Regions from separate parts of the Homo sapiens genome. Here region 1 is linked to region 2. The links are chromatin loops, found by intact Hi-C in ENCODE. Cell type or tissue: sigmoid colon. All regions are shown on one strand. Each heading gives the region's core, and the rest is flanking DNA. Links, peaks and the distances in the headings are about the cores only.

Evidence for each region. Peaks named below come from ENCODE experiments on the same cell type or tissue, not always from the same donor. Only the 100,000 strongest peaks of a DNase experiment are listed, where the experiment ranks them.
Region 1: a loop joins it to region 2, with 2.7 times the contacts of the local background. A loop is called at or near these places in 9 of 110 quality-filtered maps.

Annotation. Positions count from the first base shown.
Region 1 is chr12:11,691,310-11,703,393 of GRCh38, forward strand. The region is part of intron 1 of ETV6 (ETS variant transcription factor 6); the gene reads left to right. Among named protein-coding and RNA genes, the nearest start is that of ETV6, 48 kb to the left of the region's middle. In sigmoid colon, for the core only: no CTCF peak of the experiment used is centred there; a DNase peak (open chromatin) is centred at 4,292.
Region 2 is chr12:11,749,516-11,766,475 of GRCh38, forward strand. ETV6 (ETS variant transcription factor 6) reads left to right here. Exons shown (of 8, transcript NM_001987.5): 2 at 2,935-3,064. Among named protein-coding and RNA genes, the nearest start is that of ETV6, 110 kb to the left of the region's middle. RefSeq lists enhancers at 766-815, 3,664-3,753, 4,064-4,113, 9,111-9,160, 12,592-12,761 and 5 more. In sigmoid colon, for the core only: no CTCF peak of the experiment used is centred there; DNase peaks (open chromatin) are centred at 6,746, 7,236, 7,756, 9,797 and 2 weaker places; H3K27ac peaks cover 4,155 bases.

The DNA.
Region 1 (12,084 bases), core at 1-8,000, 62 kb before region 2:
ACCCATCCCCCCAGACAAATCTAGGACCTGGAGCATAACCTGCGTCTGAGCAGATTGCCATCCTTCCCACACCTCCTCTCCCTTCTTTTCTCTACCCAAGGTAACTATTATCTGAACCCTGTATACATCTATGTTTCCTTTTCTGCATACTTTATTTCGCTTACATATCGTTCTAAAATGGAACACATAAAAACATAAGACATACACACATAAAAAGTATGTAGCTATATAGATATGTATTTAATTGTTATCACCTTTCAACTTTATAAAAAGGATATCAGACCATATATAATCTTTTGGGACTTACTTTTTTACTTAACGTCTCGACTGCCAGCATTCATGTGTATTGCTATGCATCACGGTAGTTAATTTGCCTTGTCTGCTGTATGATGTTCCATCATGAGCCGATTATACACAGTTTATTCATTCACTCTCTCATTGATGGGCGTTGAAGTTGGTGCTAGGATCTTGGCAATTGCAAACAGGTTTGCCATAAATATATTCATGTATGTATAATCAGTTGTCCACGTGCAAAAGAGAGTCCTTTGTGTTCGTGACTCCATTATTTTGAAACCAGCAGTAGTACTGCACACTGGGAGAATGTTTGTGGGAAGCACAATAAAGGTAAGTCCTCAGTACTTTGTATTTCAGTTTGGTGTGAAGAAGTAGCATGTAGACTTCATAGGAGACAAGACACTTCTATGGTTTGAGTATTTGTCTCCTCCAAAATTCATGTTGAAACTTAATGCCTTAATCCCCGGTATGGCAGTATTGACACATGGGGCCTTTAAGAGGTGGTTGGGTCATGAGGGTTCTGCCCTCATGAATAGATTACCCCATTCATGGGTTAATGGATTAATGGATTAATGGGTTATTATGGGAATGGGACTGGTGGCTTTATAAGAAGAGGAAGAGAGACCTGAGCTAGCATGCTCTGCCCCTTACCTTGTGTTACCCTGCACTGTCCTGGAACTCTGCTGAGTCCCTCCTAGCGTGAAAGCCCTCTCCAGATGGGGCCCCTTGACCTTGGACTCCCTAGCCTCCATAACTGTAAGAAATAAATTTCATTTCTTTGTAAATTACCTAGTTTTAGGGATTTGGTTATAAGCAACAGAAGACGGACTACATATCTTATTTTAATTTTGTTCCTCCCACTAACTTCCCAGCCCCACAGTGCTTGGAGCAACTGTTTCTGCAGTCATGACTTCAGTACAGTTAATGCCTGTTGACTTCATCTTATGTTAAATTCTTTGCAGGTAAAGCCATGTTCCTTATAAGATCAGTCTTTTTTTGTTCCTCTATGTGTCTAATCAGGTCAATTCTTTGCATTATTTTATTTAGCATCATCTACCAGGAACTAGGCAGGCATTGTCTTAATAAAGCCTGGTTCTTGCAGTTGGAGAACTTGCTATCTAGCTGGGAGAGGCAGTATGCAAACTAAGATTTAGAATGCGTTATGAGGCCAGGCGTGGTGGTTCACGCCTGTAATCGCAGCACTGGGAGGCTGAGGCGGATGGATTGCCTGAGCCCAGGAGTTCAAGACCAGCCTGGGCAACATGACGAAGCCATCTCTACAAAAAATTAGCCAGGCATGGTGGCACATGCCTGTGGTCCTAGCTACCCGGGAGGCTAAGGTGGGAGAATCACCTGAGCCCAGGAGGTTGAGGCTGCAGTGAGCTGTGATTGCACCACTGCACTCTAGCCTGGGCGACAGGATGAGACCCTGTTTCAAGAATAGTAATAATAATAAATTTAAAAATAAAATAGAATGCATTATTATATGTACCTTAGAACTTAGGTCTTAGAGAGTGCCTACCTCTCCTTGGGAGAGAAGACTTACGGTGGTGGGAGACAGTGTTGCATCTGTCAGATAAATTAGGGAAGGCACATGGGGCGGACGATTTCAGAGAAGTTAAAGGCATGGGAGAACATTTGCCACGCAGGCCGTGGCAAGTGGTTGGCTTTGACTGTAACATGCAGCGTATGCAGTTCCTGGAGGCAGATGAGGGAAGTCATGCAGTACTTGTGTTTCTGTGAGTCTCTTCAGTTTTGGGGTTTGTAGACAGGTCATGTTCACTTACTCCTAACCTGTCTCCCACAATAGTCATCTGGGTCTGTGCTACTTAGTGTCATCCTCTCACTCTTTCCCTTGGTGGCATATCCAGTTGGCTAAGAGGACAGGCCTGACCTTGTGCCCAGAGTAGGGAGAAGATCCCGATCACCTCTGGTCCTTGTCAGGCTGTTTGCTTGGATGGTAGAGTTCACCCAAGTTCGGACTCAGGAACGGCCTGTGGTCATGGAGTAGTTTTTTTCTGTCCAGGGTCTGGACCAAGATAACTCCATCACAGGGGTAGCAACAGTATGTGCTGGGGCAATTCTGCTACCCACTTCTGGTGTCCTTCAGTGCTTTCCCTGCACTATCTCTGTCCCCAGCTGCTTCCATCCATTTGCTTTCTAGTGATGAAGCACTGGGGGAAGCTGCAGGGATGGCTGCTGCACCCACATCCATCCCTGCCCATCTGTTCTCAGAGACTCTATGGCTAGCAGAGGGAGTGATGATTTCAGGGAAGAGTACCAGAGAGGGCCAGTGGGTAGCAGGAGTCTCACTTCTTGGAGAAAACAGCTGGTCCTCTGTGACCAATTCTCCCTCAAACTAGGGAGATTATATGGCCACTGCATACACAAACACACATGCTTGCGAAGATAGGATGGAGTTGTACCAAATAAAAAGTTTATTGAAAGGGATGGTGGTAGAGAAACACTGTATCATGCCGTGGCATAACAGGGTATTATATGTTGGATGGCTTTTTGGAAATCATTTTAGGCCAACCTTATTAGAGATCTAATTTATTTGTATTCTTGTAGCTACCTAGCACAGTGGTAAGAACACAGACCAACATTTGGTAAACCTTGGTTTGAACTCTACCCCTGCTGCTTCTGACCTCTGTGAGTCTGCATATTATTTAACCCCTGAGGCTCAGTGTCCTCGGTTGAAAAATGGGCCACTAATTTAGTATAAGGGCTATGTAAGATGTAATGCACATGACATGTTTTATAATAGCTTCTTATGGAATTATCTGAATTGGGGACCCATCTGTTGCTTTTATAAAAAGTTCACCCCTTAAGACAAGTCAGTCCAATGGCCATGTTTAAACCAAATGTACTGTCTTCTGTAATGCTCAATATATTTTTCATGTCATTGAGTGCAGAGACTAGGTGGGAAGATGATCATATACAGACAGAATGGGCACCACTCTGCCTAAACATGGCTCTCGCTTTCAAAACAGTACTTTAAAATATCTCCTCCCTATTAAACTTTTCCAGTGAAGACTCTTTTTCCACCTGGTTATTGTCTCTGTGTTTGTTACAGCCTTCTCTCTGCTTTCAGATATTCAACTCTGCAAAGTCGTAATCATTTATCCACATGTACTTTTGTGTGTGTTTGTCCCATCTCTCTCTTTAGAAGACATGTTCCTGCTGGTGCTTGGAATAAGACGTTCTTTTCCCTCCCCGTGGAGATGCTATTTTTCCTCTCTTTAAGGAGCTAGGAGAGAATTTGGTTCAACATGTCTTATGTATCAGTTTAGCACTGTGCTTTTCTTCCCTTAGATTGACGTGTGATTTAAAAAAACAAAATTTGGAACCGGTCATGTAAAGATGGTGTATGTCACTTAGTATAGGTCATCTCTGTACCCTTTGTATACTGAATTTTGCTGTGACCTGTCAAAGGATACCGAAGACAGGCCCATGCGAAACATTTAATTTCTGGCATTTTCGTGCATGTGAGACTCATCTGATGTGAACTGAAGGTATGTTATCCTTCCTTTTAATGATACCAAATCTGGCCCAAATTCATATGACCCCTTAGAAAATTACTGTGATAGGAACAGATTCTAATGAATTGAAATAGAGATTTCTCCACCTCACGTAATTAGGATTTGAGAGTTAAATAAGAAAGTCAGGGATAGGGACAGGGATAGAATGGCATGGAGAAAGTTGGAGCCAAGAACACTGAGGAAAAGAAGGGAGTGACAGCAGCAAGGACCATTGCTGTTAGGAAGGGAATTCTTTCATCAGACACTGGAATTCTCCTGCCAGGCACTGGAGTTTGCCCTAGCTTCTGTCTGCTTTTACTGGATCCTGGGTCCTCCAGCTGAAGTGAGTTGTATTACAATCCCTTCCAGTTTTGCACTTCAGGGAAGTGAAATGGAGCAAATCCTAATGGCACAGGCTGGAGGGAGAAGGACTAGTTTCTTTAATGTGACTCAACACCTGGCAAGGCTGTCTTTTTCTCAACCGGGTTTCATCTGTTAGTTCTGCAACATGCAGAGTCAGATTTTGAGGAGTTTCCAGCTCTCGCCTTCATGGCTGTCCTTGTGTTTGTGTTTGTGTTCTCCAGGCGCCTCCTTCTCCACTCTTTCTCCAGTGCTGGAGACCTAGGGGTGTGCATCCTGGAGGATTGTGAGGAACCTCAGCTGCTCCCCTCGTCCTCTGACCAGGCGGTGGGCTCAGGGAGCTTTGGAGTCTCATGCGGTCAGCAGCGCTTAGCATGTTCAGTTGGCTTTTTCCATATCACCAGTGACATCTTTCTTCTTCCTAATCATCGACTCATGGAATATTAGAATTACCAAGCCTCTTGCAGTTCCTGTGGTCTAATTCCTTCATTTTAGAGATGAGGACCCCTAAGGCCTGGGGAGGGGAGATGATAGGTGTAGGGAAAAAAAAAAGAAACTTTTTCCTCTAAATAAGATTAGCAAAACGATAAATTAACAGGAGAAAAATAGAGAGTTTATTAACACGTGCAGCACACATCACACAGGAGAAACCTCAGTGATGAGTAACTCAAAGTTTCAAGAGTTTTTATTTCTTTTTTCTGTATAGCACTTGTCAGTCTCTGATATTGATTTTTACTTGTTTCTTAATGTTTGTTCTCCTTCCACTAGTACGTACACTCCATGGGAACAGTGATTTTCATCTGTTTGTCACTGCTTTATTCCCAGCACATAGAGCTGTGCCTAGAGTGGTAGGCAGATCATTGTTAAAACAATGAATACATGAACTTCGGGCAAGTTACTTAACCATTCTGTACTTCAGTTTTCTTGTGAGTAAAATAGGGATTAAAATAGTGCCTACTTCATGGAGTTGCAATAAAAACTAAGGGAGTTAATCCATCTAAAGTACCAATAACCCACCTGGCCCATAGTAAATGCTCAATAAATAGGTTCCCAGCCAGGCGCAGTGGCTCACACCTGTAATCCCAGCATTTGAGAAGCCGAGGCAAGAGGATCACTTGAGTCAGGAGTTCGATACCAGCCTGGGCAAGTGGTGAAACCCCATCTCAACTAAAGATACAAAAATTAGCTGGGTATGGTAGCAGGGGCCTGTAAACCCAGCTATTCAGGAGGCTGAGGCAGAAGAATTGCCTGAACCCGGGAGATGGAGGTTGCAGTGAGCTGAGATCATGCCACTGCACTTTAGCCTGGGCAACAGAGTATAAGACTCTGTCTCAAAAAAATAATAATAAAAATAAATAAGTTCCTTATTATAATTACTAAATATTGTATTTCCTCACTAGAATGCAAACTCCTTGAGGGCAGAGACTATTTCTTACATCATCTTTTTATTTCTAGTAGCAATTTGGCTGACACATGATTGATATTCAGTGTTTGTTGAACAGATAGATAAGTTATAGAAAAATTGTAGGTAATACTTCTGTAAATAATTGTTAAATTTAAATGAATAGATTTCCTTCCTGTCTTTTTCCCTAAGCTGCAATCAGTGAATCTACATGGATTACATAGATTGTGACTACACTGTGCCTTAACTCATCACTTAGGCAGTGGAGTCGATCATTTATTTTGTTGCCATGACTTGGCTGAAATTTCTTGGGGACTGACAGCAATGGCAGAAACTTGATGGGTCCTGAATGTCACCATAGCCTGTAAGCTACACAGGAGCCACCCGAGAACTCCTCCATTCGTGGTTGTAACTTCACAGAAATGCTTCCCAGTCAGAGGAGGTACTTAGCAGAGGCTGCAGGCATCTGAACAGACAGGTGCAGGAAAAGTTGAAAGGGAAGGTTAAGGGAGAAACATACTCCTCATCTCCGTTCTCAAGAAACGGCTTAAAGGTTGTAAAAGGATTCTGCTTTTAAGCTTGAGTCACTCATTTGACTTCTGTGGGCCTTGCAATTTCTCTGGTAAAATTAGAGAATATGACCAAGATTATCTCCAAGGACCTGTCTTACTTTTTAAGTTTCCTAATTCTGTGAAAAATGCTTAAGAAGGCCTCAGACTGATTAAGAATTTAGGGGTGTAAGTTTAAGTGGGGATACTGATAAAAGGGCAGGGGATGTTACTGTAAGAGCAATGGAAAAGTGTCTGAGTAGTGTAGCATATCCATTTGTGAGAGGAGTAATTAATTAAAAAATGAAGGCAGAATCCACATCTTCACAAAAGTTTCCTATCTCCTGGTTTGGATGAGTGTATTTAATGTGAACTAAGTTGCATGTGGGCTGTCTAATCTGGGCATCTGACTTGTGAATCCTTCCCATAACTAAGCCCCGAGAGATTTCCAATCATGCCCATAAGGTAATGCAATTTGGCAAGAGGATTTGGACTTGACGAAATCTCTTGTTCTATTTGGCATCCAGAAAAGGCTGACTTGCCTAATTTGAAAATAAATTGAAAACAAAAAAAATTTAAAAAAACCTCTGGTTGTTCCTTGTTTGATGAAATACCATAGAAAACTATTACTCTTTTTCCATACCCCATTACTATGGAGAATATGTTTTTACCACTGACTCTTCTAAGTATCTGTCCTTAGTTTCCTGTCCTTCCCTGCCACAGGTTCCAGGAAGGCTGAATCACTACAGCATGGTATTAAATCATAGAAATACGTGTGTATTTTGTACCATGTGGGTCTGCTTGCATTCCTAACATCTGCATTAGTATTAGTTTTCTATTGCTGCATAACAAACTGCCACAAATTTAGTGGTTTAAAACAACATTCATTTCTTATCTCAGTTTCTTTGGGTCAAGAATCTGGACACAGTTTACCTGGGTCATCTGCAAAGGGTCTCAGAAGGCTGTAATTAATGTGTTAGCCAGGGCTGTGTTCTGATCTGAGGCTTGACTGAGGAAGAACCCACTTTGTTAGCAGAATTTAGTACCTTGTGGTTGTAGGACAGAGGATTTTAGTTTCTTACTAGCTGTTGGTTGGAGGCTTCCCTCTGTTCCATACTATGTGGGCCTCCCAACCTAGACACCCACAACATGGCAGCCTGCTCCTTCAACAACTAGCAAGGGAGTTTAATGTTTTCCTGTAGCTCATATTTCTTTATAGGTGTGACCTCAATTTTTCCCCTAATACCTTTGTAAGATAGAAGTAGGGAGAACCAAGATAGATCCAAAAAGGCTGAATGAAATGCCTGAGATTGAGCTGGTGGTTGCATTGAACAATATAAATTGATGAATAACAATTTATTAATTGTGCCAGGCACTGTGCTAAGAGCTTCATGTCAGTACATTCTTGTTTAGTTCTTAGCACAACCCTCTGAGTTAGGTATTACTACTACTAAACTATTTAACAGGTAGGGAAGTTGGGGATTAGAGAGGTTATGTAACCTGCCTAAAGTTCACAGACAGAAAGTGCACAGCCCAGATTTGAACACAGGCAGATTCCAGAACCCACTATCATCGCACTCTGAAGATCTCTCCATTAGAGCACGATGCTGCCATGTTCAGGATTCTTCCTATCTTTTGTTAAATACTTAAGTTCCTGCAATATTGCAAAGGGATAATTGTAATAGGTTGCCCCTTTCAAAGTGCTTTAATAAAATGAAAGGACAACATTCTTTCTTTTCTGCTTGAGCCAGGCTTTCTCATTTTTCTGAAGACATCTAGGATAAATGGAAGGAAACCAGAATTTAGTGGGGTTTGCATGTATTGATAACAGTTTTGCTGAATACACATCCAAGAGCTAAAACATGCAAACTCTTCAAAATTGGTAGAATACAGCTTGCTCATTTTAATTCATTTAAAAATGTTCATTTTAATTAAGCATTACCCATTTTATTATTCCATAAAACACGAATCATCTGGAAAAGGCAGCATAGGTCTATTTTTCCAGCCTATAAAACTATATGTAGATGGATCTTGATGAGGGATGTACAAGATTTAATTAGAAACTGAAATTTTAGAGTAAAAAAATGCAGGGGTGTGTGTGTTTCTTCTATATTTGTGGAAACCCAAAGAGCTATCCTGCAGGATACTTGAAAATATATATAAATACAGAGGAGAAATAAAGTGCGGAGAAGGTTTGTTGATTATTGAGCTTTTTCATGGGTGATAGAATGGAGCAGCTGTAGGATGGAGGTAAAGAGGATAGGAAAATGCTCTTCTGGGTCAGACCCAGCCCCACATCCCAAAATGTTGTGGCCACCCTCTGTGTTATGTAAAATGTAGGAAGGTCCTCCCAGCTGGAGGACCTTCGAGTATACTGCGTTCCCCCTCCTCATTCACTAGGGAGGATGCAAAGGTGCAAATGGGCCAAGGTCATGCATTGGACTTCCTTCATTAAACTGTTATGAATTTGCCTTCCCTGAGCTCCTGTTGGAAAAATGTCTTGAACTTACTGTTGTTGTTTCTCCTACTGCGTTTGTATTTCTTTTTATAAACCTTAGTCCAAGTCAGCCCAGTGCTGTAGTTATTTGTGTATCTGTGTCATTCTCCCTAGGATGCCCTGGGCCATTTTTAATCAACTTTGATCCCCTTTCAGTGCCTTGCATGAGGCCTGGAACATTGGAGGTACACACTGTGTATTGACTGAATCGAGTGAAAGGTATTTGAATATACAGTTGACTCTTGAGCTACATGGGGGTTAGGTTGCTGACCCCTCACGCAGGAAAAATATCTGTGTATAACTTTTTAAAAAATAAATTTGGGGGTACAAGTGCAGTTTTGTTACATGGATATATTGTGTAGTGGTGAAGTCTGGGCTTTTAATATAGCCTTCACCCTAGTAGTGAACATTGTACCCAATAGGTAGGTTTTCAACCTTAACCTGCCTCCTATCTTTGGAGTCTCCAATATATGTTATTTCCCTCTGTATGTTCCTGTATACCCATTCTTTAGCTCCTGCTTATAAGTGAGAACATGCAATATCTTACTTTCTGTTTCTGAGTTATGTATATAACTTCTGAGTCCCCAAAAACATAACTACTAATAGCCTACTGCTGACTAGAAGCTTTACCGATAACGTAAATGGTTAATTAACACATATTTTGTTTGTTATATGTATTATATACTATATTCTTATAGTACAGTAAGCTAAAGAAAAGAAAATGCTATTAAGAAAATCATAGGAGAAAATATATTTACCGTTCATTAAGTGGAAGTGGAGCATCATAAAGGTCTTCATCTTCATCATCTTCATGTTGAGTAGGCTGAAGAGGGCTTGGTCTTGCTGTCTCAGGGTGGCAGAGGTGGAAGATGCGGAGGAGGCGGGAGGAAAGGCAGGCCACTCAGTGTAAATTTACTGAAAAAAATTCACATATAAGTGGACACACGCAGCTCAAACATGCTGTTCGAGGGTCCACTGTATTTCATCTGTTTGTTTCCTACTGTGGAAGACAGGGCTTCCAGGCTTTAGTTCTAAAACTTCCATTGTAAGGCCTTGAGGAGGATCCTCTCATTCCAGTAATCTGAGAGTTGGTAAACAAATTCAAAGCCACTGTATCACTGTCCTTTATGTCCCTATGTTTTTTTTTTTTACTTTTTTTTGCCATTTCTTTTTTCTTTTGCACTTTAAAAATCGTGGTAATATATACATAATATAAAATTTGCCCTTTTAACCATTTTAAGTATACAATTCAGTAGCATTAGGTACATTCACATTGTTGTGCAACCATCAGCGCTCTCCAGAACTTTTACATCGTCCCCAGCTGAAACTCTGTCCCCAGCAAACGCTGGCATGCCCTTCTCCCCTCCCCCAGCCCCTGGTAATCAGGGGTCTTCTTCCTGTTTGTGAATTATGACTACTCCAGGTCTCTCCGTAAGTGGAATCTCATTTGACCTTTTGTGACTGGCTTATTTCACTTAGCATGATGTTAAAAGGTTTATCCATGTTGTAGCATGTGTCAGAATTTCATTCCTTTTTGGCAGCCATTGTCTTAAGACTCAAGAGTTTAAGTGTTTTTAGTCTCTGTAGCCAGAGGTAGATTTTTCTTCCAGCTCTGTGCTTGGGCATTTCCCAAAGCGAAACTTCCAAAGGCACATCCTGTCTTCCTGAGTGGTATTCTTTGAGGCAGCTGAGTAGCAAAACTGAGGCTATTAATGTTCGCTTAGCAACTGAGCAGCTACTGTGTATCAGGGGCTCTGCCTGTGACCAGGGAGTACACGGTCTTGTAGAAGAGAAAACCGGGTACTCAGCTAACTGTGGTACCATGTGCTAGGTGCCAAAGGAGGAACAGAGGGCCCTGCGTGATCTGCTCAGGACCGTGAGGGAGAGGTAAGAAGAGTTCAAAGGAGAGGTCATATTTCAAACAGACCTTGAAGCTGTTCAAGGCAGAGAAGAAAAGGATGGTGTTCCACGAATGGCCTGAGCTAAGGCAAGTGGAAACACGAGGTTTGTTGGAAGAATCGCAAGGACAGCCTGATGTTTATAGAAAGTGGAGAGAGTGTGGGGAATGACATTAGGGCGTATATGAATGCCATGCTAAGGATTGGGGTACAGGTAACTTGGAGGCCTCATGCAGTTAGACTGACCCCGTTCGATCTGTGGGTTGACAGGGGGGTGTGAATGGATTGGAATGGGAGAGACCACTGTGTGGGGCAAATGGGAAGGGAGCGTGGTTGCAGCATTTTAGGCCAGAGATGGTGAGGGCCTGAAGCAAGGCAGTGAGAGAGAAGAATTTGCTCATGGTCAGGTGCATCGGGCCTGTTGACAGCAGAGTTTGTTGGACTGCTCCCACCTATTGCTTTTTGTCTTCTGAAGTTTTTATAATTTCAATTCCAGTTTAGAGGTCTGTTTTTAGAACATTTCTCCGATCTTATTATACCCATAGTGGCAAGAATGAATTGATTTGTACAAGATAGCTGGACAGGTTCCTACCTTCAGGCTTTCTACCCAACTGGGCACTTGGAAGGATAGTTTTTCATAGTCTTCATGGGCTAAGTGATTGCATGTAATATACAATAGCTGGAGTCTAACTGTAATTAAAACAGGTTAGCCAAGCTACAGGAGAAGTATCCCCCCCATCCCCACCCCCATGGCCCTTCCCCACTGCCTGTAATCTCTTGGTAACAAAAGAAGTCAAACAAAAATTTCATGCAAGGGTATAAACATACTTTGAGTCATCAGAACCTACCTAGTGGTCCATAGAACCTTGGCTCTTCATGAAGGGCTTACCAGGAAGACATAGTCGTTGTTCATATGCAGTTTCTATTCTGAACTGTAAAATGTGAGCGATTACTTTGGAAAATTAGAAGAAAAAATGAATTTACTCAGGATCCTTAAAAGGTTACATTTGTCATGCCTGTAATCCCAACAATTTTGGAGGCTGAGCCGGGTAGATCGCTTGAGCCCAGGAGTTTAAGACCAGCCTGGGCAACATGGCAAAACCCTGTTGATACAAAAAATACAAAAATTAGCTGGGCGTGGTGGCACATGCCTGTAGTCCCGGCTACCTGAAAGGCTGAGGTGGGAGGATGACCTGAGTCCGGAGAGGTTGAGGCTGCAGTGAGTCAAGATCGTGCCACTGCACCCCAGCCTGGGTGACAGAGTGAGACCTCCTCTGGAAGAAAACAAACAAGTGACATTTATAGGAGGGTCCCAAACATACAAATATGGAAAGTGAAAATACTACTTGCTACAGGTACTGAAAGAAAATACTCAGGAGTCATTATTCAACTGAAAGCAGATTGAGGCAAAGGTGCTGAAATATACTAAAAATAATGAGTTTCAAAGAAAATCATCTTTTGTTAACCTTTGCATTAGTCAGTCCTTATTTTTTCGTTTTAGTCACTCCTTTACAACAATGTGTATAAATATAGAAGATGAAGAGAAGTGTGATAAAAATAATTT
Region 2 (16,960 bases), core at 3,611-11,610:
GTTAGTGTCCTTAAACTTCTCTGTCTAGATGTCTCCATCTGAGATAGTGGTATTTGGTTAATTTTTCCAATTGCTGATAGTCTGCTGATGTGCCAGGGTAGATGTTAAGTGCGAGGTTATTGCAATAGAGTGAAAAATGAGCACTGTGAGAGTCAACCTAGAGATTCACAAAAAGAGAGACAAAAGGAGTCTCTGTAGTGTGGGATTCCCAAGAGTGTGTTTTGTTCTCCTTGGAACAGAGCCCACTCACTGTACAGCATCCTTTTGGGGTCCCCAAGTGCTCTGCAGCCACCAAGCCCAGAGTTACCTTAGGTGTGCCATGGCTACTAGAAGAGTGCTCGGGGCCCTAGAAGCACATTGTGCATTTGTCCGTCTTGGTCAAGGTAACCTCTCTTGTTGCTGACAAGTCTCTTCATTGAGCCTTTGAAAAAGAGCTTATGGTGTGGAAAACTGTCCTCCAGCTGAGTAGAAACCATCATCAGGAATGTGAGGAGATCAGTGGGCCACAGTCTCTTCATCTCTGGCCTTCCTTTTATAAGTTTTCATCATGAAATAGCAGTTGTCTCCATCTAAAATTGTTTGGACGGGGTTTGCGGGGGATGGCGTCAGATCCCAGAGCAGGTGCAGAAGTGTGGTGTTTCACCGTAAGGTCAGGGAACCATGTAGAAGTGAAAGCACACCAAGGGGTTACTTTTAAAGAGAGCACAGTTGAAAGGAAGGTCCAAAGCAATGATAATTTAGTAAATTACAGTATATACACTTTCAGGGTAATAGCTAGCCAGACTCTTTTGTCAGCTGGCTGGGGATGGAGTTCCTAAGAAATGAAGTCCAGTCAGCATGGAGGGCCGGGTTTCTCCCAGCTTGCCTTGGTGGAGTTGGGGCAGGCGGGGATGAGGCGGCCTCACTCTCATGGACTAGCCAGAGTGTCTTGTGAGTTTCTCTTTGCTTCAAGGGAAAGAAGAGTCATTGAATTTCGAAATGCTGTCTTGTTTTTTTCTTGCACTCATGAAGCACCATTTGAAGACCCTTTGGCTGCCCGATGTTTTCTTCACCAAGTTTCACTTCTGCAAAAACCCTAACAAAACAGAAAGCTATTTCCGAGAATAAAGTTAACGGTAGATATCTAGACATATAGTGGGATTTGGGGGGTGTCAGACAAGAGTTGAAGAGTATGGAGAATTTGTTAAATTCTAAAAACAGACTGTTTGAAATGCTCAGAAGCCCACCTCACCTTTAAAAACCTCTGAACAGATTTTATGTTTCCTATATGTGTGGGCTTTTTTTTTTTTTTTTTTTTTTTTTGCTTTTTTCATCCCAAACCAAACACCAAAAAGTATAACCCATCCTTCAAGTTAAAGTTTCTCAAAATACATGTGATGCCTGCTAAAGTTCAAGAAAAGTGCAGTTGAAAGTTTTGCCTCTGGGTGACTTTTTACAGGACATCTTAATTGACCCAGAAATGAAACCTGGGATATATGTGCCTGCCCTTCATTAAGAAATTCACCAAGAAACCTCAGGATGTATGTTTAAACAGAAATATTCCAACTGCCCTACTTGCTTCTGGTGGGTGCCTTAGGGAAGGTATAGCAATTCCATTCGGAAATTATAACAATATGTATATATTCATTTAAAATCAAAACTTCCTACCACAACTGCCAGACTTTCTAGGCTATGAGCAGAGGAGAAGCTTTAATTTGGTTATAGGCCGAGGACTCCGCCGCTTCCCTTTGCACATTTGATGAGATGTAAAATGTTAAAGAACTATCTTTCCAAAACGTAAACACTGCCTTCCCTTTACTTAAATGTACGATTTTCTTTTGCTCTTGAGTTTTATTTTCATAGTGGCATCTTACTGGTCTTTCCTTTCCACCATATTTTTGGATGTTGTGTGTTCCATTTTACATTGCCCAGTTAAACCACAGACACTCCTGAAGTCATGTTTACATGTGGACTGCAAGTCAACCTAGTTGGCATGTTGATCTAAGCTACAAATTGCACTGCTGTTTTGCCGAACCCAACAGTCGGTTTCTTGCCATTATTTGCGGTATTTTAACTTAAAACTCACGGTAATCCTTCTCACCCCATCTAGTTTGTTTTAATTGATCTAACAAACACTGCTTGTTTGAATTCAAATGGAGGATCCATGGAAGCTCTCCCACCCCACCCTTTGATACTTGATAAGGGGTCAAACAGTACTTCTTTTAAATTCAGATAATTCTTTGAATGAACTATGAAATACTTCAGAGGGAAAGGAAATATCGATTCTGAGATGGAGAGTAAAAGAACAAGGAGATATTCATTATTGTTGCAGATAATTCCTAGCAATGAAGGAAAAAATTAGACGTTGGATATTTTTGGTTGTGGTGGTTGTATAGTGAGATAGGTGGACAATAGAAAAATCTTCCTTGTGGATTGAAGTTCTAAATCTAGAACTTATCTTTGAAGCTGTCACTTTACTTGATCAGCTCACTATGGAAGTGAATCTAGAATCATACTTTGATTAGAAGCTGGGGATATTGCTACAGAAGAGAAAACATGGCTTTAATATAGTGATGGCATTAATTATGTGACTTGGGCAAGTCATTTTTTAAAAAGTTGTCTTTAAGCCATTCTCGCGGACGTATTTTTTTTGTTCCCTTTTGTCCCTCCTTTTTACTTGTACAAACCACAGGGTGTACACCTATTGACATGAGTCCAAAGTAAAGGCTGTTTTCAACGATGGCAGAGTTTTGTTATATAGCCCCAAGGCTAGGCATCTGAAAGACAACTGTATACAGTGTCTCTACGGAGAGAGTAAGCCGGATTGCTTGGGAAGCTGGTACTGCCCATGCCCCGCCTCCCTTTTGCTCCCCACCCCGAGATGGTCTCATACCTCCATTCCAAGCTTTCATTGTCTCTCTCCCCCTCCCCTCTTCCTGCCCTTATTTTTAACAGCAGGAACGAATTTCATATACACCTCCAGAGAGCCCAGTGCCGAGTTACGCTTCCTCGACGCCACTTCATGTTCCAGTGCCTCGAGCGCTCAGGATGGAGGAAGACTCGATCCGCCTGCCTGCGCACCTGCGTGAGTGTTCGTGACCCGAGAGGGACAGAGGATTGATGGCGTGGGGCGGGGGTGGCAGGCAGTGGGCTCCAGGCCAGAGAGGGGCAAGCTCTGAGGTGGTTTTCACAGGACTTCGCCACGCTGCTTTGGAATCTTTCACACCCCCCTACCCCCAGATACCTTTGAAAAATTTGAGGTTCCTGTTCCTTGTTTCTCAGTGTATTCATTTCTTCCCTGACTATGACATGTTAAAAAAAAAAGAAACCTGGAAACATGCAGTATATGGCAGAGCCAACTAAATCTCCTAGTAGACAAGATGATTTCTGTGTGTGTGCAAAGTTTATCTGTATTCTCAAATTCACGCTTACTCAACTTTAATATTTTCTTTGGTCCTAAATTTTGCTCAGTTTGTGAGTCAGACTCACTTCTGCTTTGTTTTTAAGCTGTGCGCTCGTCCTTTCTTTCCAGGGCCCTCCCTCCCCTCCCTGTCTGTGCTGGCTACTTTTCTTCCCTTCGTTTTCTAGGCCTGCATAGGTCCTCTCTCTTGCCTCCTCTTTCCTTCACCTCCACTCTCTCTTGCTTCTCTTGTGCTTGCTTTGCCTCAGCAGCTGCAGTCTGTAGTGGTTCCACCTTTCTCTCCCAAATCATCTCTACCCCTTGGCCTACCACTTCCCCGTCTCAGTCCTCAGCTGCAACTTGGCAGAGGTTTGGGGCCCACACACCTGTGCTGCTGATACTGGCCTCCAAAGCCGTTGACACCTGCTGTGTCCTTTTTGTCTGCCTTTCTCATACTGCCACCCAGCTCAGGTGATAAAACAGGATTGGGGCAGCTGGAGAGACTGAATCACCTGATTCCCACCCTCTTCACAGTGTCCAAGAAAATGCCAGCTTCTCTGCCTTGAATGTTATCCTGAGGGCACAAGACTAGCTTATAGAGGACACTTGAGGTCACCTTGGCCCTTCCAGTGACTTAAATGGTGGCACAGTCTTGCTCACCATCTCTCTCCAGCAGGGTGATGCTCTCCAGTTCTTCTCCTCCTGTTCCACCCTCCTCAGAAGGTTGCTTTCTGAATGCAGAGAACAGGAGACAGAGGATGCAGGTTCTTCCTTTCTCTCTCTGGTAATTCAGGGAATCAGATGACTGTGATATGGGGGCTCCTGGGGGAACACTGCCGCCGGCTTATGCCTTCTGCCCCAGAGGGCAGACGGTTGCTGGGATGTTTGTGAGGAGTTGGAGGCATGAGAATCCTTTCCCTCCTGCAGCTTGCTGCGTCCATCAGTATTTACGAAGTTGCTGCCTACTATGGTCAAGACATTTCTGCTTCATTTGGGCAGGGAAGTAAAGGACACAGCCCTACTCTACCATCTTTTCCTCTACTTTTAAGGAGGTTCGAACTGTAAAGGTGCCAGGGTCATGGCTGGGAACATCAGTGTTCTTAGGAAACTGGAATGTTGTGGCACCATGGGAGCAGACACAACTGGAAAAGAAACAGCAGCCAAGTGATAGGAAATTTTCCTCCAGAAGTCATCCTGTGACCGATATATTCACTTCAGAAATATTCGCCTCAGGATGGAACATACTCATGCCACACAGGCAGAACACTTCTGCTACCTAATTCATTCATTTATTCATCTCACAAATAGTTATTGATTGCCTCTGCTGTGCCCGGCACTCTTCTGTGTCCTGGGGGTGCAGAAATGAACAAAGCAGAAAAAACTCCCCTGCTCTTGTGGAACTTAAATTCTAGCACAGAGAAAAAAAAAGTATCAAACACTCATCACAAACAGGCTGAGATTTCTTTCATAACGTTTTATTCCTATAGATTGCAACATCCCCCAAGGAGGCCCTCGCTCCTGGTTCACTTCTGGATGCCTTGACATATGGAAGCTCCTTAACTATCTTCCACGAGATGTTATCCTGACAAAACAAATAAGAAAGCAAACAAACACACTGAACTGGAGGTCAGGAGATCTTAACTTTTAGCTAGTTCTGCTGTTCGACTGTGGGTAATTTAACTCAGTTCTCCTAGCATACAATACTGTGTGTTGACAAGAAAATGTTTAACAGCCTTCCTAACTTTAAAGTACTATGATTCTCATCTGAGGCATCATTCTCCTTGCTTTGAATTGTTTCTTCCATACTAACACTTGAATTTTTTCTTGAGTAGACAGTTTCCTTATTGAGCCGTGTCTGTGCTGCTTACCAGCATTTTGGTAGTGCCTTCTGTGTGCCTAGCACACAACCATAATAGCTAATATTTATCACGGGATTACCCTGTAGCAGGCACTGTGTGAAGTCCTTTACAGGAATTCTTTTAATTCATTCTCACAATACCTGTCAGGTAGGTCTTCTTTCTATCTCCATGTCACACATAAGGGCTTAGACAATTTAAGTAATTTTTCAAGGTCGATCACAGAACCAGTAAGAGATAGAGTCAAGGCTCAAACTCAGTTCTGGCTGACTCCAGAGCCTAGGATCTTATATCCACTATACCACCAAAAAGTGTGTGTTTAGTAAATATTTATTGGATGGATGGATGGATGGATGAATTCAGGGTTGACACTTAGCCAGTGTTCACTGGTGTGGCCGTAGCATTGGTTTATGGCTGGAATCTATTCTAATTGCTGTTCTGTCTGTTCTATCTGTTGTTGAATGGCTTGCATATCACCCTTCGAAGGATGGATGGGTCCCCACGTAGACAGCTATAAAATATAGAACTGCAGCACATTCCCGGAAACCTTTCCATTTCATCAGTAGTTAGACTATGGATTCAGATTATGGTAATGATTTTGCCTGAATGCCTACTCTATGGCAGTCTAACTTTATATACCTCTCCTTGGTAGTCTGCATGAGACCTATTGTGACACCATTGGTTCTGACATCTGTATTGAATCCTCTGGAAGTGGAGGTTCCCAGGCTCTTGCTGTTTGCCCTCAGCTGGGACTTTCCAAATGAGGCTGAGCTTCTGTCCTCCCGCTCCCGTTTCAGGGTTCTGCTGCTTGTCATCCTGTTTGAGAGGAGCATATAGCCCCTACGATGACTGAAGCTGTGCCACACACTTAAAGATGCATCCCAGCTGAGTTTCCAAACCTAAAAGAAAATAAATATTCTAACCAGGGAATTGGGTTATTGCTGTTTTAATCTGGGATTCCAGACAATTCCCAGTGGAATGCTCATGGAAAGTACGGGGAAGAATCTCAAAGCCAAGACAACAGCGGGACATTTATGGTATTGCTAAGTCCAAGGCACTTGTAGCTGCTTATTTTAAAGAGATACTCATCAGATTGGTATGCCTCAAAGTGGGTTCTTTTCACCATTTTCCATTGATTACCAGATAAATCCTCTCCCTTAATTCTTCCTTTCTCTTCTTTCATTCTTAAATCAACTTATATTCTTGTGGATGGGGGTAAAGAGGAGCAGAGATCATATTATTTAAGGTTCTCATACAGAGAGTTTCTCACCATTTTATTCTGCAAACACAGAGCTATACCCAAACTGAAGACACAGCATGACAAATTAGCAAGTTATTGAGAAGTAGAGAGTGATGCCTTTTCCTTTTATTTGCCAGTGATAAAAGCAAAGTGATAAATGGAGTAAAGTGTTAAGTGCTGATTAGAGAGGACTTGAAAAGGACTGGCAAAGAAGCCTGGGCAGAGTGCAAGAGGAGAGCCCAGGGAAGAAAGGCCAGACCGTGCCATCCTGCTCTGACTCACTGCCCAGATTACCAGGACAGTGCCCTTCAACAGTCCTACAGCAGAACCCCTCTGCTTACCGGGAGAGCAAACACAAGTATGTTTGTTGAGAGGATAGAAAGGGCATCATTTTTTCTTCTTCTTCCTCTTCTTCCATAAAGGGTACTGAATTTTTTTTGAAGCTTGAGGGTAGAAGAGCCGAAGTACAATTACAGTAGACAGGTGGGAAAAAAAAAGTTGCATTCTTTAAAGGAACATAAGCTTTTCATTGTAGCTTGAAAACACTTGAAAGACCAAGGACCCCCAAGGGTGCCCAGGCAAGGTCACTCTTGACTCTACGCAGAGAAGGGCTGTTGCTGGGAGCAAAGGATACCTTTGCCCAGTTCTCACCAGGGGACTTGTAGTCTCGCAAGGGAGGGATGTTTTCTGATTTGTCTACCCAAAGGCCGCCCTTTTTCTAAACTCATGGGGGAGTGGCTGCTGAAGGGGGCAGTTACAGCACCTCACGAGGTGCTGCCAGCCTGCTCATTGGCAGAGGCTTACCTTATGAAACACTGGGCCTCAGACAGTGATGCTCAGGCCCCGCCTTAGGATAACAATATAAGTATAGTTCAGATTGATGGGGCAGAATTTAAATAATTAAATGTCGTTATTTTAAATTTCTTTTAAACATGATCATTTCACATTTAGTTGACATTGCGCCATTTGCCCGCAGACTGTGCATTTTGCAGTGTCCATTTGGCCTTCTAAAATCCCTGTGAATTATATTTAAAAATCGGAACGTAGGACTCATTCATCATATTTAATAGGGTTAGGGTTTATGATGTTGCAGGTTAATAAATAGCCATAATAGCCGCTCGGCGTTTTCTGGAGTCAGAACACCAGAAATAGTCCCTTGGCTCTCTTTCCTTTCCTTGTGAATCTTTCAAAATTCTTACATTACTACTCCTGCTTGTGTGTGTTTAATAATTTAATTTAATGCCTTCCTTTGGAAACATTACCTCGCTGCTCACCCACTCGGCTGTTTTGCCTTCTCAGCAGAGTAACTGAGTTTAAGACAGCCACGTGACAGGCACAGCTATATTAGAACCAGCATAGTGAGAAGGGATGCAGTGCCTCTCTTTTCTAATTGGGTAGAGCAACAATTTTATATGCTTTCACATTATGTTTGTTCCCAAAAAAAAAGAGGCAAAATTGGGAGCTGAACGTGATCATCATTATTATTTTATATTTTTATACATAACAAGATGCGCTCATACTTATTGTCTCACTTAATTGTACAGCAGTCCTTGAAGCAGGTGCTATTGATTCTGTTTGATGAGCTGACCGTGTCTCCGATAGGTCAACTGGATTGTCCAGGTTCACACAGCATGTGAAAGGCCGAATGTGATTTCTACTTCTTGAAACCACCTTTCAGCTTTTTTAGGAGAAAACATAATGACATAAAGAGTTTCATGGACTTGAAAGTAGAGGCACTGCTGACCGCTGAAGTCTGGGCAGCCACAGGTGCAGGGACTGGGACCGGTGTGGTTCTAGTGATGCCACCTGATCATGAAGTTGTGCTGAATCCTCAGCAGACTGGCTTCTCCCTCGTAGTAGGATGAGGGAGAGGAATCAGGATAACAGCCTGTCCCTGTGGATGGTTTATTCTGGTTTTGTTCACCAGTCCTGCTGCCTCCCCGTTTGTTCTCTTGCGAGCTCAGGTTAGAGTTGAATTTCTCCCTACAACCAGAATGCCAGGGCTGGTCCTGTAGGCCCTGATGGGCCAGCTCTGAGAGTGGGCTCAATCCAGTACCCAATTCCCCAGCATTTTGCTAGGGGTGCCCTTCTAGGAGCAGGGTCTCACTGCTTTTGGAAGTCTCCAAATAAAAAACCATGGTAATAGAAAGGGCTTGGGTCTGGATAGACGTGAATGGACTTGAATTTCAGGGTTGGCTCTATTAGAGAGATGATTTAACCTCTCTAAGACTCAAGTTTCTAACGACACCTACTAATGAGGGCTTCTTAGAAGTATCAGAGCTCATTTATGTATAGCACCTGGCATAGTGCCTGGCCTGCAGTGGCCAGGTAGCTCACCAAAGCTCCATTTCTGTTTCCGGTTATGGTGAATAGCCTGTTGAGGAGGTGGCTTCCCCATGCAGGAGCCAAGGGAAGCAGACATGTCGTTGTCTGTGTGTTTCATTAAAGAAAGGACCTAGGGTTCTGTCTGTGTATTATTGAGACTAATCTTCCTAAGTCACAATGGAAATAAGCTTTGCTTTCAAACGATCCCCTGTGATTTCCAGGGGCTCAGTTTTGCTCTAGGGCACTCCATCCCAGGACCTTTTCCTACCCACATGTCTCTCCCTCAGTCTGGAACTTTCTTCCCGTTCTCGCCTGAATCTGTGAATCTCCTTCAGCCTTCCCCACTCTTCTAATACCTATCAAGTCCTCCCCTGTCCTTTGCTATCACATCAGTGTTCCAAAAATGGCCTCTCCTCACAGCTGCCTGTGACGTGCAGTGATATCACCAGCAGAGTTGAGACAAGGACAAGGAGAAGAGATTTAATTCTCTGTCAGTGTCTTACAAAGCAGTAATGACTTCTAACAAAGCCGACCAGCCACTAGCATTTTCTACTTTGTTCCCCCTTAAGCCTTCTTTTGGGTGCCTTCACTTTTTACATCCAAATGCTTGAAGCTTTCTACTTTCCCCGCGGCACATGTGGCTGTACGAGGGCCCTGGTTAGCTGCTTCAAACAGCTTGAAGAGCAAAAACAGCCCACAGCAGAACAGCCAGGATGCTTTGGAAGGGAAATTTCCTTTTTGGGTTTGCTGTCTGAAAGAATTTCCGATGCAGGCAGACGTTAATTCCTAGCTCCATGCTTCCTGATAAGGAAGCAGCTTCAATAAATGCAGCTATTTATAGATGTCTTTTTTTTTTTAAGAAAAAAAATATATAACCAGAGGTTTACTGACCTTTTCTTTCACTTCACATTTCATGCAGTGAGCTCTGTGTACATTTAAGGCAGTTCCTCCAGCGTCAGCTCTGACAAAGTGGCCCTGGTTTCGCTGTGGGGGATGGGGAGGGGAGGATGAAGATGGCACGGCCCCTCATTAGTGTCACGGGCTCTCCCTTTCCTCAGAGTTCTGAAGTAGACATTTGGAAACTGTTGACAATGGGTTGTCCCTACCTGGTGCTCTGTGTTATTTATGTGAGCCCAGAGGTGCCCAGCTTTATTCTAGACTCAACACTGAAAGGTTATAGCAGACTAAGAGAACCCTTTAAAAAATAAAAGACGATGAGAACCAGTCCATTTTATGAAACTTGAACAGCAACAGGAAATCAGAAACTTTATTTCCATTTCTTCTTTTCTTCTGTCCGTTGCTTCCTCTTGGATTTTCCCAACCCTCAATACGTCTGTGGTCTTTCTCTCGTCTTGATGGGTTTCCGCAGATTGAGGAGTTCCTGTCCATGAGCTCCACAGTCACCCTTACATGTATCTACCTAATGCTTTCTGGCAGGTGTGATAAAGGTTCAGTGTGTTGGCTTGAATGTGCTTCTCTAAGTTACTTCTCACCTCCTCTGATTATCAGAAAGCATTGGTTGAGCTGAGTATATACAAATACAGCAGTTTCCATGCTCAAATAACTGATATTTTCTCCCATTTTGCTTCATGTGTGAGTTACACCACATTAGTAATTCAAACTTTTGGGGTTTCTGGCAGGATGACCTTGACAACTTCATCAGAGGTAAACGTTAGCAGCGACGTTTAGATGTTGCTGCTTTTGCTGTTGCCATGGGTGGATTCTGATTCTCAGTTGCCTGTACCATGTGTGAGTGTTTTGTGGTTCATTTTTCTGATCTCTTCTGAAGGAGGGGTAGAGCAGGACTTGAGAGATTTAAACTGGCCCTGGCTCTGGCCACATGCTGACTGTAAATTCCCAAGTATAATTAGTCACACTGCCCCAATATTTACTGCCTCCATCTTGGGTGTGTGGACAAAACCCCATTCTTTCAACATTGGTCTCCATTTCTGCTTCCAGCAGATCATGGATACCAGTAGCTCTCAAATGGGGCTGTAAGATTCCAGTAATAGAAATGCAGATGATGGGTACGGATAATGGATAAAGAACTGTAGATGTGGGGTGGATGACGATTGGATACCTAGAAGGGAAAGTTGACTGCACAGGGCTACGCAGTGAATACCCTATTTTACCAGGTCAGCTGAGGCTAAATTCTCTACTTCTGGGGTGGGGGTACTAACTGAAATGGTTCACTGAGGAGGGTGAAGGTTTGTAAGGGAAGATGTAACAATACTTTTTTAAAAGCACCTAGGACAAGTTTTAGGGTGTTGAATAGCACCATTTAAAAATTATAGGGGTATCCAGCAATTTATGGAGCTCTGATTGAGAAGTATCATTGTTAGGATTTTATTACCCATTTGTTTTCCAGAAGTAGCTCATCTTTGCAAATGAGCTTTAGTTTTTTGGTCATTGTACCCTACCTGCCAGCTCACAGGAGCCTGTGTTTCTCCTTAGGAGCCACTCTGAGGTCAACCGTGTTTAAGATCATAAAGCCACTCTAGAGAATCTCTGTGGCATTGTTGTGTGGAAGAAGAAATAATGATCACTACTATTATTATATATATGTGTGTGTGTGTGTGTGTGTGTGTGTGTGTATATAAAAGTATATGTGTGTGTGTGTATATATGTATATATGTGTGTATATGTATATGCTTCATATATATTATCCTGAATAATAACAAACTCTGCACAGTAGATATTATACCTGAGGCTCAGGTAAACCACTTGCCCGAGGTCACCCAGAGAAAGTGGAGGAGCCCCAATTTGAATCCGTATCTAATTCCAAAACCCAGACTTTTATTTTCCACTTCACCCTATTACTCTTTAAAAGTCTGAGGAGCAAATGAAAGTTGTTTCATTCTATCTATTGGTTAGAAGGAGAATATCCAAGCTAACAGGCTGATTTTTTTTTCCAATTTTTAAGCATAATATAAATTACTGACAAGAGGGCCCAGATGGATAAAATCAGAGCTATAAACCAAATTATCTTTTGAACTTGAAGGAAGATAAATTTCCATATCCAATCCTGTATGCACACTGTTATCTGCCAGATAGTCTCAGGTATGTGTGTAAATTCTGGAGTGTTAGAAACAAAACTAAATGAAGTAAAAAGAGGTTCCTTGTCTATTATTTTCCATCTTTTTTAAAGAGATGATCTACCTCACAGATGGTTATTAAACAGTAAGAAAGATGCTGTGATTGAATGAAGATTGTGTTACTGAGTTTACACCTTAAAACACTGAACTTCCTGATAATTTGTGTTAAGCCAACACGCTTCAGAAAAATTGCCTGACGTTTGGTGCCTTAGTTTACCCACATGGCATGTGTGCCAGAACACGCTACAACAGGGTAAGAGGGCAGAGAACATGCTCTTGTAGGGGTCAGTTCCTTGAGCTCTGGTTCTACGTGGCTGATTACTTGGGTCATCCCAGCAGTTCATTCCATCTCTCAGGACTGTGGTTTCCACATCTGCAAAGTGAAATGGCCTGAGTATATGATTCCTAAGTTCTCCCCAACTCAATCGTCGCATTGTTCTCTTATTCCAGAAGAGAAACACAAGGGGTATCAGCAGTGGAACATTATCTGTAAATGCCAGATTTCATGATCATTCACTTGATTTTTAGGACTCAACATCAAATTTTAGTGCAGATGGTGGTACTTTCATGACACAGGAAATTGTCCTTCGTTTTACCTGTGATTGTTTTGGGAGGAAGCCCTCCTGCAAGGAAATAGGGAAATCCAACACCCAGCTCTGTTGAGCATTTCCCTATGGTTCCTGTGATTGAAATCGGGTTAATGCTTTTGTGGGATGAGAACTGGTGCCAGCTCCTAGGCCTTGCAGGGCTTCTAAAGACTGTCCCTGCCACTCTTGCCTTATGCTGGTTCCCAGGACCTTACAGCCAGATCACAGGCCTGCTCCCCTGTTCTCATAGCCCCCTTTCTGGCCTGAGAATTGTCTGTGGCTTGGCCCTTTGCCCCATGCAACATGCACAGGTGTGGCTTCTGCTAACTATCTACTTGACCCCAACTGTGTGATTAGCGGCAATCCCCTCTGCAACTCAAGGCGTGTTTGCCTTTCCTGTAACCTGTAAAAAATTTCAGTCTGCGTTTTTCTCCCTCTGGAGATGGTATCCACTGGGTTTTAGGCTTTACAGAGCCAGCTGATCTGCGTGGATGGGCCACACTATCCTCCCTTAGCCGGCTCCGTAGCACATGCACAATTAATACTGCATTAATTAATTATGGGAGAAAAAAAGCACAGTTGGCAAGGGAATGAAGGCTTTCAGCTTCTAAAGTGAAGGCTTTGATGCTGAGCTTGAAAGTACATTTCCATCCGCCTCAGCCAGCAGAGAGAATCTGTGACACTTATACCATCCCCTGGGCATGAAAACTCACACCCAAGGAAAGTATTTCTAAATAGAGGCCCTCAACTAGTTGCTGGAATCATCTACTCATTGCCATGGGCTGTGAAAAGGGGGTGTAAGATTAGGGAGAAAAGACTCGCCCAAAGCAGCAGTGATTCGTGACCAAAGCTGATGAGGGGTTTTATTTTTTCTCCTTAAGTAGCTCTTAAGTCACCAACATCAGGAACTCTTTGTAGAGAAACAAATATGAGTAAGTGATTTGGTGCCAGCCCTCTTGAGGACATAAAATGACTCTTTCTCCTTCCTCCTCCTCCTCGCATGCCTTGCTTCAGGAAGGAACCCTAAGGTGGTGCAGGTTCCCAAACCTGTTATTCGGATGGGTTGGAAGGTTCATCTCTGTTAGGCATGGTTTCCCACTAGATATGAACAAAGTCGGGGAGAAAATGCTTTCCTTTTTCATTCTGATTCCTTCACGCCATTGTTCTTGAACTCCTCAGCTCCCACACTGACTCCTTTCACTTCTCCTATGAGGTGGTAGTGAAGCCACCTCACAAAGTCCCCTCTCTGAACAGACGCAGTTCTCGTTCCCCTATTTACAACTCTGTCAAGCATTTTTCGTGGGGGCTCTTGCTGACCTTAAAATTTGGCCGTGATTCAAATATTCATCCAGGTATCTGGGGTTTTATTAAAGGTCTTTTAGGAACACAAAAGTAGGAATTCCCTGAGAGAGGTTTTCTTCACTTGAGACTCATGGGTTATAAATGAAACTACTGGAATGCCCTGACCAAGTGCTGAGAGGAGCTTCAGAGACCCACAAAAACCTAAAAAGATGTGAAATTTGTCTCTGATCAAATAGATTTTGGACCTTATGAAAGAAAATAAGCTTTTCTTTTGATTCTTAGAGAAAAATTTTTGCTTCAGATGAATCCAAGTGTGTGTGCACGCACGTGCTTTCGTTGGGATCGTCTTATAGCTGTTATTCCAGATACCTGCTTCACAAAGCTTCTGTGATTATTCCTACTACTGTGACGATTCCTGCCACCCCAGTGATCGGGGAAAAGAACTTGAAATACAACTGGGTATTGTAGCATTGGCACTGTGCAGACGCTGTGTAGCTCTCTCATGTCTGGTACTTCTTTGTTTGCTAAAGGAGTATTGAGATTCAGAAAGTGGCTGCCTTCTAAACCTTTATTGTTCAGATAGCATTACTTTGGACCCAGGACAGAGGGCTTATAGTTGACTGTGAACGGGGTGAATGTTATACTTAAGCAGGGAATGTGGTCACCCAGTTGCAATGATTTAGAGTGCTTTGAACATAAATATCTCCCACGATGAATGACCAGGGTGCCTGAAATTCCATTGTTGAGACATTCCTTTTGGATCAGGCATTATTTCCACATAGCTCCACTTTTAAAAGTAAATCATTATGGCAGGAGATAGTTATGGAGAGAGATAATTAATACCTCAAGTCCCTAATATCTTAATGAAAATTAGCTTATCAGATCTCCTGAATTTTTTGAAGTGGAAGGACCGTGGCCAGCACGGAGTGGGTAGAGTTGGAAATAAGCACTATAATTTGCTTAGGGCTGGCCTTCTCTGTGGATAAGACAGATGGAAAACTAGATGGAAAATCCAGGCCTCCTGATTTAGACAAAACATTGTGAGCCTGGAGCTCTGAGGCCAGGATGAGCAGTCTGCTACTTACTGTGCGTGGCCATTGCTCTCAAGACATTGCCATCATCAGTCTTGGCCAAAGAAGGTCAGGTCTCCTCTAGTACACTGGCGATTTGAGAATGTGCAAGTCATCTGCATTTCTTTGACAGGAGTAGTGAATTTGGGAGTATAAATCTGAATCCTTAAGCCTTTCAACCATTCTCACTAAATGTCTTTACTTCAGGGATGATCACGTTTGATCGTAATGCCAAGATCTTGCAGATGTATAAAGGGCATGGTAATCCAAGTCTTGAGTTGAAGTAAGTGGTCAGGAAAATCTTGACCCTTGGGGAAGGAGCTACCAGAGCTGGGTGGCCTATGTGTGTGTGACAGGGAGGAGGTGTGCAGAATTTGGGGGAAAGATCCTTTGTAGTTCTCCATGTGGAATAATAACTTCCATTTATTGAGTGCTTATGGTAGGCGCTTTTCACATGTATTGTATCATTTAACCCTCTAGGCAGTCCTGTGAACTGGGTTTTATTATCCTCATCTTACTGATGAAGAGTCAAACTTAAAGAGGAAAAGGAACTTGACCAGAGTCACAGAGGTGGTAGGTGGGAGACAGGTCCATCCAATATACACCTTGCCTTCCAATAGAAGCCAAAGCCCTATTGCCTAATCTCTTCACTTTAAGAACATGAAGAATAGTGTTGAGTTCCCCTTTGAGATCTGACTGTGGTTAAAGCTTCACAAATTTCAGAAAAACAGAATAACTCACTAAAATAAAAATTTAAAGCTACCCCACAGAAAACATCTACCACAACCCAAAACTTCAGGGTTTATATATCCAGATTTTAGTGAACTATATGACTCTCCCTAGTCCCTTGCTCTGTCTCCTGGTAAATACTGTCCCTTTCAGAGCCCTGGCACATACATAGTGTAATAAGATCAGACCCCATCCCCCTACCATTCCAATGCAATCTAATTGCAAAGTGAAAATCCAGGGCCGTCTTAGATCCTCATCTGTCTACGTCTCTCTTGGTCCCCACTGCTTGATACGCAGTCTCAGGTTCAATACCATTCTCTCTTTTTGTGCTTTAGGTCTCTGTATTGTTTCCTTTTCACCACTTTTTTTTTTTTAATGAAGTGATTTTAAATGGAAAATTAAAAACTTAACTGTGAATCTGGCAGTTTCCTGCTAATGCCTCTTTGCTAAGAAGCTTCATAAAATACTGTATCTTATTCACTTCAGCACAGCTGCTGTGGGCTCTCACCACTTAACCATTCACAATATGTCTGAGAGATTAATTTTTGTAAGGCTGTGGTTTGAGATATCTCCCCCTTCCTTGTTTTACTTAAAATCCTCAGTGGGAAAGCGTGCATGGGGAAAAAAAAAACCACCACCACCCTGGATAAAAGGTACTTTGGTAACATACGTGCTTTAGGAACTATAATTTGTCATTTTATTTTCTTGTGCCCTCTTCATTTGAAATGCTGCAGCCTTTCTGCCAGAAGTCTCAAGTTTGTGTATGAGACTGAGGGGGAAACGAGAGTAGGTACCTTGTGCTGAGACTGTCCTGGGACAGTCCCGTGGTGGGTGTGAGCGTCTGTGTGATGCAGGTATGCTTATTTCTTCATGAAAGCCGCAGGTACTGGTTGCCTCTCGCAGGGTTAAAACTCTTGGCGGCTCACAGGAGGTGATGAAGAGCAAGGGCACGGGAGAATGAAGAAGCAGGAGGAAGGTGTGGGCCAGGGTCGGTTTCGGTGGGGTCCCCACTTGCTGGGTGAAAGCTGAACTGTTTATCCACACATCCCAGCAGCAGCAGAAAGCCAAGGGGTGTTTTCAGGACTCAGCTGCCAAAGTTTCTTGAAGCAGCTCTGCTCAAAGGCATATGCTGGGCTCACTTCTGAGGGAAATTTCCTTTTTGGGGAAGTTGAAGCAAAGGAATTTCCTGTGTGGGCAGACAGAGCTTCCTGACTTGAAGGCTTCTTGGAAGGGAAACAGTTTCATAATGAAATGACAAATTAAAGACATACCAGCCGGGTTCACTTCAAAACAGCTATTGAGAGTGCAGGCAAAGCCCTATTATACTCCCTCACAGAACAAAAATAAATCCCATCCTGACAGGTTTCTGTATGCCGG